Regions from separate parts of the Homo sapiens genome. Here region 2 is linked to region 1. A link is an interaction called in ENCODE POLR2A ChIA-PET data of the cell type or tissue named here. Cell type or tissue: Panc1. All regions are shown on one strand. Links, peaks and the distances in the headings refer to the core of each region. The heading gives the core; the rest is flanking DNA.

What was found. ChIA-PET counts read pairs that join two places held together with the same protein. Peaks named below come from ENCODE experiments on the same cell type or tissue, not always from the same donor. Only the 100,000 strongest peaks of a DNase experiment are listed, where the experiment ranks them.
Region 2: POLR2A ChIA-PET joins it to region 1 with 16 read pairs; 4 of 35 experiments call an interaction of 5 or more read pairs at or near these places.

The regions. Positions count from the first base shown.
Region 1 is chr2:41,847,889-41,855,785 of GRCh38, forward strand. It overlaps the pseudogene RPS12P4. Among named protein-coding and RNA genes, the nearest start is that of LINC01913, 26 kb to the right of the region's middle. In Panc1, for the core only: a CTCF peak has its summit at 5,971 (motif pointing right); a DNase peak (open chromatin) is centred at 5,993.
Region 2 is chr2:42,142,317-42,148,514 of GRCh38, forward strand. It overlaps EML4-AS1 (EML4 antisense RNA 1), which reads right to left. Exons shown (of 4, transcript NR_110584.1): 3 at 5,335-5,524; 4 at 119-1,028. Among named protein-coding and RNA genes, the nearest start is that of EML4, 24 kb to the right of the region's middle. In Panc1, for the core only: no CTCF peak of the experiment used is centred there; no DNase peak of the experiment used is centred there; H3K4me3 peaks cover 200 bases; H3K27ac peaks cover 4,335 bases.

The DNA.
Region 1 (7,897 bases), core at 1,138-6,137:
GCACCCGGCACCTGATCGTTTAATGCTTAGGCAGCACTGCAGTTTGAAAATGCTGCCAATGTTCTAATGCCACTAGAACACACATTCTCAGCAAGGGCGATATTGCCCTCAAGAGAGCAAAAGCTAGTTCTTGGTGGCCAATTGAAAAAAAAAAAAAAGTATTTACTCCTTCTAGGTATAAAGGACAGATATACATATAGTGCCCAATGGATTTGCAGTTTACTCGTAGTATCAAATTTCCATGAGAGGAGGGGGCAATTAGGGAAAAAAATCTAAAAAGGCTCCTTACAGGGACAATCATCAATAATGAAAACAAGGTTGAGCAACAGTGTGTTAGGACATTTTGGCAAAGAGCATGTTTACTGAAAGCAAGCAGTGTCTTACACAACTCCCAGGGTTTTCTCAGGGCACAGAAGACAGCGTCAACACCTGAGCTTTGTTCACTGAAAGCTTTTAGTCATTATGCCATGTGATGCTCCCAAGAACCCCCTCATGAAATCGCTAAGGAAGATATTTACTCTCCACTTTTAACAGATGAGGAAATTGAACTTTAGAGACGGTAACCACTACCTAGATTTAGTACCAAATAAAACTACCCTTTAAGAATAAAAAGTGATATAAAGAAATTTGTAAACAAAGCAAAATAGTTTGTTATAAACAGATCTTCAGTAAGAGAACTCAAAAGTCTGAGATGTACGAAAGAATGAAAGAAAGAAAGCAAAGTGGTTAACATGTGAACAAATCTATATGAATGTTGGTATATAAAACAATAGTTGTAATGTCTACTGTAGGGGCTTCCAGACATAAGACACAACTAAAACACTGGGCAATAATGGCATATAAGTCAGTGGGGAGTGGTTAGAGTTTAAGCATACTTAGGTCGTTGAATTGGTCAGGAGAAGGGTAAAGATATTAACTTGAGAAATTAAGCTAAATATACATGTTAAATTTCCAGGTTAAAAAAAATAGAAGACATCGAGAATTAACTGCCACATCAGAAGAATGAAAAGTGGAAGGAGGCTGGGTGCGGTGGCTCATACCTGCAATCCCAGCACTTTGGGAGGCTGAGGTGGGTGGATCACCTGAGGTCAGGGGTTCAAAACCAGCCTGGCCAACATGGTGAAACCCCATGTCTACTAAAAATATAAAAATTAGCTGGGAATGGTGGCTCACGCCTATAATCCCAGCTACTCAGGAGGCTGAGGCAGGAGAATCGCTTGAAACGGGGAGGCAAAAGTTGCAGTGAGCTGAGATAGCACCACTGCACTCCAGCCTGGGTGACAGAGTGAGACTGTCTCAAAAATAAAATAAAGTATAAATATAAATGGAAGGAGCAAATCCTATACTTCTCATGACAAATGTTACGAATCATTGAAAAACTATCAAATTGAGTCTTTAAATTCACTTAAAATCATCCTTCAATATAGTTGAATGTTGCTTAAAATCAATTGCATGGGTGTAAAATTTTTTATACTAAAAATAAGAAAATATTTTTCTTTATGGCTTAAAAATTGCCTATAGCTTACATAGTGTTTCCTCAGGGGTGGTCCATAACTCCAGCCTCCTGAGATGCTACACTCCAAGGGAAAGCATCCGTGATCCAGCCATCTGAGGGATGCTGCACAACACAGCCTCACCTGTAGACTCACAAAGCTGTATGGCCCTAAGACTTATACTTAGTAAAGAAACCTGCCTGCCTTGATTAACCCTAGTGTTTTCCAACCATTTTTTCCCCAATGAGGGTACTTCTCATTGTTTTCCTTCATTCATTGGTTACCCACCATCTTCTTCCTCTCCAGTCTAGCTTTGGAAGGTTGAAAGTAGTTGAGACTGAAGAGATATTTCTGAGATAGTCTCCTGGCTCCCTGGGATAAAGTGCATGGATTAAAGTACACCAGAATAGTCACTTTCTTTCCCTATGTGGGCCTCAGTTTCCCCAGTGGTCCAAGGAAGGAGTAGATGGCATGGCTTCTGAACCCCTTCTAATCTCTAATTATACATCTGTAAAATGAAGGGATGGAAGATGATGCCTGACTTTTCTTCCAGCTCCTACATTCTTTGATCTCAAGAATCATCTCACTTCACTCTCTCTCAGAGAAGGCAACTATAGCTCAGAGAGATGAAGTGACTTGCCCAAGGCTACGCAGCAGGGCCTAGACCTGCCGGGCCCCTGAGTCCTACCTAGCTCAGCATTCATGTGTTTTTACATGTGTGCTGTGTGTGTATATGTGAGCACATATATGTGAATACATGACAAGGTGGCATATTCTAAAGATTCTTTGTGTGTGTGTGTGTGAGTCAAAGATTTATTTTGTCATTTCTTGCATTTGAAGTACTCTTCAATGACATCCTTGGCCTGGGACTCCGTGCCATAGTCCTTAACTACTACACAACTGCGACCAACCACTTTACGGGGTTTCCCCTCTCTGTCAGTTTTACAGAGACCTACCCATTCCCCTAGTTTCTTGTTGTCATCAACCTTAATTAGGTCGATTTGGTGTTCAGCACAAAGGGCCTCCACCAACTTGACATCCATAGGCTCATCACAGTTGGATGCCAGCACACAAAGATGGGCTTGGCGCTTGTCTAAGGCTTTGGCAGCTTTGCAAATTCCACATGCTAGGCCATTGTGGATGAGGGCGGTCTTCAGCACCTCTTGTAAAGCAGTATTAACGTCCATTACACCTCCAACAGCAATGCGTTCCTCGGCCATGGCAGTGGGTTATGGGTGAAGCCCAATCTTGAACACACCAAAGCCTTTGCGTCCGCACGACCTGGCGGTGGCAGGGAAAGAGCATATTCTAAAGATTCTTGTTAAGCTCAGACATTTCCTAAGGCATCCATGCAGGTCAGGGGTGCTGTGTATCCAAGTCCTGGATGTGAAGCAGGAGGAAGCAGATGTAAAGAGGTAGGAGCTACAGGAATGCTCAAAGGATCACATCTCCCTCCTCCTCCCCAGTCTCTGCATCACAGGGGCTCATGCTCCTTGCTTAGCCTGATGAGGCTACATCCAGCCAGCCCAGCCCGGTGAAGCTGCTTCCTGCTCCCAGCTCAGGAGCTCCAGGCAGGACTGAGCACAGCCAGCCATCAAATTTTGCCTGATCTAGCCCAGTGCAGTTATCAGCATTTTGTTTCTACCTCCATGTTTTGACCCTGGGTTCATCAGCTTGACCTTTAGCCCTAAAAGACACTGTCAAATTTGCTGAGTTTGGGGGCATTTCCACAGCTGCTTCTGTCTTTACCCCCTGCAGCTCCTCCTCTGCCATTCCACTCAGCCCTTCTCTCTCCCAAAATCCACAGGTGCCTAGCCCCACAGTGGCTGCTCCGGCAAGTCTCCCTGCTTTGATCAGATTCCCATGCTGTCTGACCACCATTTTTTTAAATTTTTGCACCCTACTTCTAGTCATCCACTCAAAGGAGGCCAAAACTACAATTCCTCTTTCCTCTTTTCCATCCACGCTGATATCACATCTCTAAGGCTCACTTAGACTTTTATTATCTTCTCCACTGAGGTAGAGATTATAAATCAATACATGTCATAACCTCAGTGTACGGGATGGCTGTGTGTGGGTGTAAGAGACAGAGAGAAAACACCAATGTTGGTATAGTAGAAATTGCAACTGATGTGTTACAATATGAAGAGGGAATATTGCATATCTTCCAATTCCTATTTTCAAAGTCGACTCATCTTTCCAGAACTGTCACTCCCAGCCATGGGAATAAAGTTCAGGAGCTCAGATTGCATTAGCTTCCTCCTTCTCACTCCAATGGGTAGTTTGTACCAGCTCCACCTCCCATCCCCAGGAGGAGCTCCTTCCAGGTTCCTCGACACCTGCCGCATCATACGGCTTACCCCATGGTGAGCAGAAGCTCCAGCTCAGCCCCAGGGACAACTGGCCTAGAGTGAATCATTTCTCAGGATCTCACTGGAGGTGGGAGGAGGTGGGTGGAGGAAGGTTTTGGTGGGTGAGCAAGGGGCAGAGGGACATGGTAGCACTGCTCCAGTTGTTGTTGCTTTGGGATGGAGGCGTTGAAAGATAAATTCATGAAAGAGAGACTGGAAGGCTTTCCTCTCCTGAGATTCAACCCTGGCCACACCACAGAATCCCTGTGACGCTTTCAAATAACGTGAATGTGCGGAGCACATCCCAGACCAAGGAAACTGAAACTCCAGGTGCGTAGCCAAAGAACTTGTGTCTGAAAAAAGCTCCCCAGGTCATTCAGATTCACAGCAACATAACCTGACCTCCTGATACAACAAGAAGCATACAACATCACCAATAAAGCATTCTTGATAAAAATGTCTAACCTGAATCCAACCATGAGAATGCAATCTGACAAATCCAGCTGTGGGACATTCTATAACACAACAGGCCTGAATTATTTTAAAAAGTCAGTATCATTTAAAAAGAAAGAAAGAAAGAAAGAAAGAAAGAAAGAAAGAAAGAAAGAAAGAAAGAGAGAGAGAGAAAGAGAAGAAAGAAAAGAAAAGAAAATTTGACCAGGTGCAGTGGCTCACGCCTGTAATCCTAGCACTTTGGGAGGCCGAGGCAGGCAGATCACCTGAGGTCAGGAGTTGGAGACCAGCCTGGCCAACATGATGAAACCCTATCTCTACTAAAAATACAAAAATTAGCCAGGCGTGGCAGGTGCCTGTAATCCGAGCTACTAGAGAGGCTAAAGCAGGAGAATCACTTGAACCCGGGAGGCAGAGGTTGCAGTGAGCCAAGATCATGCCACTGCACTCCAGCCTGGGCAACAGAGTGAGATCCTGTCTCAAAAAAAAAAAAAAAAAAAAAAAAGGAAAAGAAAAGTCAAGGACAATGGGCTGTTTTAGATTAAAAGTTACTAAAAAAAGACATAAAACAATACATAATACAATGCATAAATTTGAATTAGATCTTGGATTTAAAACACATGCAAATATAAAAAATATTTTGGAGCCAGTTGGAGAAATTTGAATATAGAATGTAAATTAATTATAAAATTATTAATTTTCTTAGTTGTAATGATAATGTTGTGGCCATATAGAAGTTTCTTACTTTTACAAAATGCTGCTAAATATGTGAGAGTGAAGTGCTGTGATTTCCACAGCTTTCTTTGAAACGGATCAGCATAAAAGAAATGTAGGAAACGAGATTAATGAAATGTGGCAAACTGATGACAACTGGTAAATCTAGTGAAGGATATTTGTGTATTTATTCTGACTTTTTTTCTTTCTTGAGATAGGGCCTCGCTCTTTCACCCAGGCTGGAGTGCAGTGGCACGATCATAGCTGACTGCATCCTCAAACTCCTGGGCTCTAGTGATCCTCCCACCTCAGCCTCCTAAGTTACTAGGATTACAGGTGGCCACCACCCTGCCTAGCTAATTTTTCTTTAGTTTTTTTGTAGAGGCAGGGTCTTGCTATGTTGCTCAGGCCGGTCTTGAACTCCGCAATTCAAGTGATCCTCCCGCCTTGGCCTCCCAAATTCCTGGGAATATAGGCGTAAGCCACTGCATGCAGCCAGTTCTACCATTCTTTTCAATCTGCAGTTTTAATATTTTTCACACCCCAGATAGCTATATGACTGCACACAATCAAAGTCACTGCCCTTCCCAGCTCTTCTCCAGCCCCTCCCTTCCAATTCTGAGGTCCTGGAGTCCCTAGAACAGTGATTCTCAAACCTCTGCACACAAGAGCCTGGAGGTCACATTAAAGCACAGACTGCTGGGCCCCACCCCTAGGGTTTCTGCTTCATTGGTCAGCTGTAGGGCCGAGTGTGTGCACTTCTATCAAACACCCAGGTGATGCTGATGCTGATCAGAGGCCTCACTCCAAGAACTACTCCCCCGGAGGGCTAGAAGATAGGCCAACGCTCCTATTCATAGCTCATCCTCCCAGATGTGCTATAGCCTCCAGCCCGTAAAGGCAAGATGCTTAATCTTTTCCAGGAAAAGTTTGTGCAATATGGCAATAACACCCACCAGAGGGCAGCAAACTCTTGCGGAAAGAAATTTTCAGGAAAAGAAAGGAATTTGACTGAACTCTTGGGACCCCTTCCTGAGGATTCTGACATCCCACAGAGGACTGAGGTGGTTGAGGCCATCGGGATCCGACTATAATAATTCTCTACATTTGGTTAACACTTCATGCACGTCAAACTTTCCCATATATTATCTCATCCAAACTCTACAATGGTCCTGAGGCAACAGAGCTTCAACATCTCTGTGTGATAGATAAGATAACAAGGCTCAGAAAGACAAAGTGGAGGTGACTTGTCCAAGATGAGAGGGCTGGTGATTTATCAGATCAGGAACTTGGATGCAGGCTGCCTGACGCCTCATTTCTTGTTTTCCCTCACACCTATCTGCAGTAATAGCCGCTGGGATTTCTTGATGATTTTTTATGTATTTCCTCTTTTAATTTTCACAGCAACCTATAAGGCATGCTCTCCAGTTGTCTCCACTTTACAGACAAGGTAAGGGAGGTGGGAGGAAACTGACTCGCACAATTAATAAGTAGTGAAGCTAGGATTTGAGTCAGGCCTGTCTGACTCAAGAATCTACAAACACCTACTGATTCCCTGTAGTCATGTGTAGTCAGCAGCCATTTGTCAAGCAGCACTTGCAGTAAGTCTGGGACTACGCAAGTCACTGGTGATACAGTCCTGGCCCTCCAGCAGCAGCCAGTCTAGAAAAATCTAAGATGAAGGTGCCCGTGCCAAGTGTCACAGGAAGCCCACCAGGTGAGTTCTATCATCCCCATTTTACAGATGAGGCAATGGGACCTAGAGAGGTCAATTAACTTGCCTCTGACTGCAAGACAATAAGTGATGGATCAGGGACTCACACTTGGGCCATGTACTATACCGGCAGCTTTTGTGCATCTCACCCCAAATTTTCTGAGATGCCATGTGGGAAATAGAAAATGTCCCAAAACATGTGGAACATTCATTCAGCTGCAGTGGACATTCATTCCATTGCAGTTGTCATCCCATCAGCTCTCTGCTGCCCCTCAGCTCAGCCTGCAGCTCAGACTCCTGCTGGGCCAGGCCCTCCTCCCCTGTAGAACCTCCCTTCCCCTTCCCATTGCCAAGTCAGGGTTTTCTTCTAGAATGGCCCAGAAAAATAAAGTCAGACCATTTTGCATATTGAGGACCCCTGATGAAGAGCTGCTGTTGAGAGTCAAAGAAGCTTCCCTGGGACCCTCACCTGTCAGCCTCCACTACCACCAACAGACATAAAGTAAGGGCAGTGCCTGACAGCAGATCTTGGGCTGGGGACGTGCAGGTGTTTTCCTATTTGGGCCTCAGAGTCCCCTGACCCAAGCCAGGCCCCCTCCCCTGGGCAGCCAGTTTGTTATTCCCGCAGATTCCAGTCATCACACCGGTTCTCCCATCCTTGTGGTTCTCCCTCCTTACTTCCTACAGGTACACTTGGGGATTCTGATTCTTTCCCTTCAAGACTCAGTAGAATAACATGTTCTTCTCTGTGCTGCCTCCTAAAGCAAACTCACATGCCCACTCCAAGAGAAGTCATTTAGTATGTAGAAAAGAATATTGGATTTTGAAATCTGACTTTAAATATCTGGGTATAAGATCCAGTTCCAGCACTCACAAGCAGGAGACTAGAACAAATCTCTTAATTTCTCTTGGCTGGGCATCATTTTACTGTGCTTACTATGGGAATCACAGCCTCTGGGGCCATCTAACAAAATACAGGGTTACCGTGGCGTTAAAGTAATATATAATGGAAGGCACTTTTTTTATTCTTAAGTTCTTTATAGTAAGTATGAATGTCGAAAACAAAAATTATATCATCTGGTGGCATTTTCAATGATGTAGATGTAACATGCAGGACAACAAAAATGGAGGATTAATGAAGCTATGTCGTTAAGCCTTTCACATTTTGCTTA
Region 2 (6,198 bases), core at 735-5,734, 290 kb after region 1:
CTAACTCTCACACTCATTTTCCCGCTGGAGATTTTTTTTTTTCTTCATGAACATTCACTGTTTCTAAATGCTTTAAACAAAGAAAATGACCGAAGGCAGGAAAAACATCAGGGACTTCTTAACCCATGGAGCTTTGTGCTTTATTATGTAATGGCTATTTTTATTTTATGAGAATCAAAGGAAGTTTAAGAAATATCTTTGTTCTTGAGCACTTACAGTAAGAAAGGGCTTCATGGGGGCGGCTACACGCACTTCAAACACTAGCTGGCATGTGAAGTGTGTAGTAAGTCAAAGCTGTTTTAGGGAATTTGGATGTTAAAGGATCTGTTCAGTGATTTGGGCAGGATTGCAACATCAATTACTGCATTTTGTTCCCATAAAAATAAATTCTTTGGAATTCTCTTATAGGGTCTGGTCCAGCAACAGAGAAGTATGACAGGTAATTAGGGTGCATGCATGCTTTGTTGTAATGAGTTCCCTGCCAGAGCTTTGGCAGGCAGGAGGTTAGGAGGAGAGATGAAATATGGACTTGTTTGAGGCAGCCATCTTGCCTCGCTGCAGGCTCCGTCACACAGACCTCATTTTGATCACCTGTGGCTGCAGGAGGCAGCTCCATAGTCCATCCTGCAGAGTACCTTGGTTATACAACTATGACCTGGTTTCTCCAACGCCACTCCAGCCTTGAGGACCATGAGGCTGTGAGTCATAATCACCGTAGCATTTACTCCTAAATTCAACTCCTGCTTACTTTCCTCCTTGACTTTCCGTCCTCCCTTTCTTGGGCCACTCAGGTCCTTTTCTGATGTCATTTCACGCTATAGAGGCCCCCTGTAGCCACTGCAGGCCCCGCCATGGCTGCTCCTCTCTGCTTGTCTTGAAGTCTGTCCTCATTGCTGCTGCTTTTTCTGGGATACTTCAAATTGTGGAGAGAGTTCTTTTCCTGTGATTATAGCTCTTTCTTCCAATTTTGACTAGTCTGGCGTCTCTGTGATTATAGCTCATTAGGACTCCCAAGGCTAGAGAGGGCACTTAAAAAAAAAACAGTTGCCTTGTTTTTATTTTTTAAGATAACATTTATTATAACTTACTTTTGCAGAGCACTGTGAAAAAGAAAGTAATAATGGTCATTAATCCCACAGTCCAGATAACCCCTAACAGTATTTTTAAAAATAAAAGTAATACATACACAGGGGAAGAAAATTAAAACAGTAAAAAAAGGTATAAAAGGAAAAATACCTCTTCTGCCCTGAGTTTTTCCCCTAAAATATAACCAGTGTTACTATTTTTTTTGTGTGCATCCTTATTATGACATAGTTATGTATGTCCTCTAACAAAATTTTCCATGAGGGAGATCTTACTGTATTAATCATTCTGCATCTCATTATTTTCACCTTAAACACCATCTCAGAGATCTTTCAAACACGAGCTGCAGATATACTCTCTCTTTTTTTTTTTTTTTTTTTTGAGACAGTCTCTGTCGCCCAGGCTAGAGCGCAGTGGCGCGATCTTGGCTCTGCGACCTCTATCTCTCGGGTTCAAACAGTTCTCTGCCTCAGCCTCCTGAGTAGCTGGGATTACAGGTGCCTGTCACCACGCCCAGCTAATTTTTGTATTTTTAGTAGAGACGGGGTTTCACCATCTTGGCCAGGCTGGTCTTGAACTCCTGACCTCGTGATCCACCCACCTCAGCTTCCCAAAGTGCTGGGACTATAGGTGTGAGCCACAGTGCCCAGCCATACTCTCTACTTTTAATGTCTGCACAATCTTTGTTAGGAGAGAATGTGCCTTCCAAGTGAAAGGCACTCAGCTAACGTCATTCCTGGCCCCTTTCTGTCCCTTTACTTCCACCACCCCTTGAGTGCAGAGTGATTTATCTGATTATATAAATTGAACCTTTCAGGTTCAATTCTGCCCTTTTCTTCTTAGGATGGAGTTGCCTACCACTCCCCCAGAAGTGGGCAGAACTGGAGAATGTCTATCCAATTCGGGGTTTCCATAGTAGGAAGCCTATTTGTCTCTCAGTATGAGATAACACATGGTGCAGCATGCAAATTAGCCTTCATCAGAGAGATTTCTGCCTTCATCTGTCGTTTTCTCAGTTTGTTCAGATTCTGAACAGGGAAGAAGGCTGCTATGTATTGGGCCTTTTCAGAGTCCTCACATGTTATTCCTTATTTGTATGTATCAAAATGTATTTAATCAGTTTCCTTTTTTTTTTTTTTTCGAGACAAGGTCTTGCTTTGTCGCCCAGGCTGGAGTGCAGTGGCACAGTCTTGGCTCACTGCAGCCTCGACTTCCCAGGCTCAAATGATCCTCCCACCTCAGCCTCCCAAGTAGCTGGGACTACAGGCACATGTCACCCTACTCAGCTAATTTTTTTTGCCCAGGCTGGTCTTGAACTGCTGGGCTCAAGTGATCTGCCTGTCTCATCCTCCCAAAGTGCTGAGACTACAGGAGTGAGCCACCACACCCAACCAATCAGTTTCCTAATGATGGATGTTTAGGTGGTTTCCAGTTCATTGCTAGAACAAATAACACCTCAGTGAATATCTTTAAACGTATATCTTGGTAAACTTTTTGCAATCACATCAAAAAGTAGATTCCTGACCGGGCACAGTGGCTTACGCCTGTAATCCCAGCACTTTGGGAGGCTGAGGCTGGTAGATCACAAGGTCAGGAGTTCAAGACCAGCCTGGCCTAAATGGTGAAACCCTGTCTCTACTAAAAATAAATAAATAAATAAAAAATAAAAAGTAGATTCCTTACAGATATTGCTAGACCAAAGATGTGTCTTAGTGTCCCAAATAAAGATGGGAGAAAAAGATTACCCTCAACCTTAATATAAGTTGAAAAGGGGGTGCCTAGATAATATACTAATAATTATAATGGCAATAATTAACATTGATTTATTTCTTACTGTATGCCAGGTTCTGTGCTAAGCACTTTATGTATACTAATATTTTTAAATCCTCATAACAGCGTTATGAGAGTGACTATTATTATCTCAGGTGTTTTTTTTTTCTTTTTTTTTTTTTTTTTTGAGACGGAGTCTTGCTCTGGCCCCCAGGCTAGAGTGCAGTGGTGCAATCTCGGCTCACTGCAAGCTCCACCTCCTGGGTTCATGCCATTCTCCTGCCTCAGCCTCCCGAGTAGCTGGGACTACAGGCGCCCGCCACCACGCCCAGCTAATTTTTTGTATTTTTAGTAGAGACGGGGTTTCACCGTGTTAGCCAGGATGGTCTCGATCCCCTGACCTGGTGATCCACTCGCCTCAGCCTCCCAAAGTGCTGGGATTACAGGCGTGAGCCACTGCGCCTGGCCTATTATCTCAATTTTTTATAGTTGAGGATACAGAGATCAAAACTGTCAAATAACTAGCCCAAGATCACACAGCTAGTAACTAGCAGAGATGGAATTCAAGTCCATGTTTGTGCAATTTGAGAATTTATACCTCTAAGCACCAGACTAAAGGGTGTTCCCCATGGCACAGGGTGGTTAGTAGTCTGGTCTAGAATTTGAAAATGTGTGACGACCATTGGCTCAGATCTCAGCTCCCACATGCGTGTGTGTGTGTGTGTGTGTGTGTGTGTGTGTGTGTGTGTGTCTGTGTGTGTGTAATAATGATTAAGAACACAGAATCTGCAGTCAGACTATATGGGTTCAAATCCCACCTTTGTCTCTTATCAACTGTGGAATGACTACCTTAGTTTCCTCATCTGCAAAATGGAGACTTTTAAGAAGATTAGGTTATTTAATATTTGTAAAACACTAAGGAACACTGCCTGACATCAAGTAAATTTTTCATAAGTGTTTGTTATTCATTTATTTTACAATTATTTTTAATTCTAAAAGCAATATACAAATTCATATTTGTATAATACTCAATAATTCAAACAATATTCAGATATATATAATAATAAATGAAAGTCCCCCTCACCTTAAGCTTCTGCCACCACCTGACGCCACTGATTCCCATTCTTCCCTTTATAGATTAATGGTTAGTGTCTATGCCTTCAGACCTTGTTGTTTTTAACATGCATTTTTCTTTTTACGTATGTAGTTTTATTTGTACACAACTGAGATTATTCTACTGGGAGAGTAGCTTAGCATAGTGATTAATAAATGGACACTGGCGCAACTTTGTCTGAATTCAAGTCCCAGCTCATCTATCTACCCACTGTGTGACCTGAGACAAGTACCCTAACCTCTGAGACTCAGTTTTCTCATTAATTTCCACAATGAAAAATGACAAGTACCTGACTTATTATGGAGATTAAATGAGTTAATATACGTAGAGCTCTTAAAACAGTGCCCGACACAAAAAATATTCAGTAAATGTTAGTTCTTATAATTACTCCTACATGTGCTGTACTGGGACTTGCTCTGTCTCTTTAACAATATATCTTACAGGTTATCCCACAACAGCATATATAAAAATGCCTCATTTAAAAGCGGCTATAGGACAAGCAGGGTGGCTCATGCCTGTAATCCCAGAACTTTGGGAGGCTGAGGTGGGTGGACTGCTTTGAGCTCAGGAGTTCAAGACCAGCCTAGGCAACATGGTGAAACCTTGTCTCTCAAAAAAAATAAATAAACAAACAAACAAACAAACAAATTAGCCAGGCATGGTGGCACACACTGTAATCCCAGCTACTTGGGAGGCTGAGGCTGGAGAATCACTTAAACCTGGGAGGTGGAAGTTGCAGTGAGCCAAGATGGTGCCACGCACTCCAGCCTGAGTGACCCAGTAAGACCCTGTCTCAAGATTTAAAAAAAAAAAAAAAAAGTGGCTACATAGTGTTTCATAGTACAACCATATTGCAGTTTATTTAGATTTGCCCCAATTTGGGTTGTTTCTAGCATTTGTATTCTTTCTCATGTGAGAATGTAGAATTCTAGAGTGAATACCAGTCATCAGTATATTCCACTTTATTTAACAAACATATATGTCACTTACTACATGTCAATTTCCTAATCATCTTACTCATTTAATACTTATATTAACTCTATTAAAGTAGGGGCTATTTAATCCCTATATAACAGATGGGGAAATTGAGGCACTGGGTAGTTAAGTAACCTGCCCAGGATAGCATGGCCAGGAAGCTGGGGACTGGGATTCCAACCCAGGCAGTCTGGCTCCTGAGTCCATGCTCTTCACCACCACACTCAGAACCTCTCTTCTGTGTTCTAAAATCTGTGGCCTGCACTTCATTAGAACCCCAAGCCTCATCTCATCACAGTTTGCACCTATACTGTGGATGGGAATTCACCGTCTTTGGAATACACTTAGGAATATACAAGTAATGTAAGGGATAACATGATTGCTAAACCAACCTGATTCTTTGAACTACCAGAAGCGAGCCTGTCTAAGGACTGCTCCTGACAACAGCCAGCCAGCATTGAGAAAGCTCTTCAGCGATGATACCAGCACGTTCCTCCAGAGGCCCCGGGTCTGGTCTCTCAACTGTGCTTCTGTGCCACGCTGGCCCACTGAGCAAACTCACAATGCAGGGCAGCAGACAGCCTTAAAATAAACAAACATGTTTTTGTTGTGCCTGGTTAGGGAACAGTATCTATCCAATTAGGTAGTAGAAAACTCATGTAAATAATCTGTCCTTTTTTTTCAATTCCTGCTATGTGGGAGTCTTTCACAACTGACTTGGCCAACTCAAATTCCTAAAATGCTAAGGTTCAGAAAGTCTGGTCAAAATTTGCTAGTAAAATATGAAACTCTGTCTTCTCTGTCCTCTATCCCCCACCCCTACCCTCAAGCTACTTTAGCTTTCAAACATGTATGAAATGCTTTTTTCTTTAAAGATATGGGTGAGCTATTTCTTTTGGAGTATGTCCAGATGATCTGGCAAATGCACACTTGGCATTAGCCACAGGGAAGCACATTAAAAAAAAAAAACCAGAGGAGCAACAAATAAAATTAGGGCAGACTATGGGCCTACCCTTCATACAAATCAGAACATCTTTCCAAGTGGAAAACTTCATGAAACTCGGTGGGTTTAATTTTTTTTTCTTTTGCTTTGTTAATGGAAAAATATACATTCACAGACACATGTAATTTAATATTCTGGAAAGTTCTGACATTAATGATAAGAGTTTACATTTTAATTTCAAATATTATTGCTCATTCTAACATATTAAAACCTGCATTTTTCCTTTTATAAATATACTTCTATCTCTGGGTTG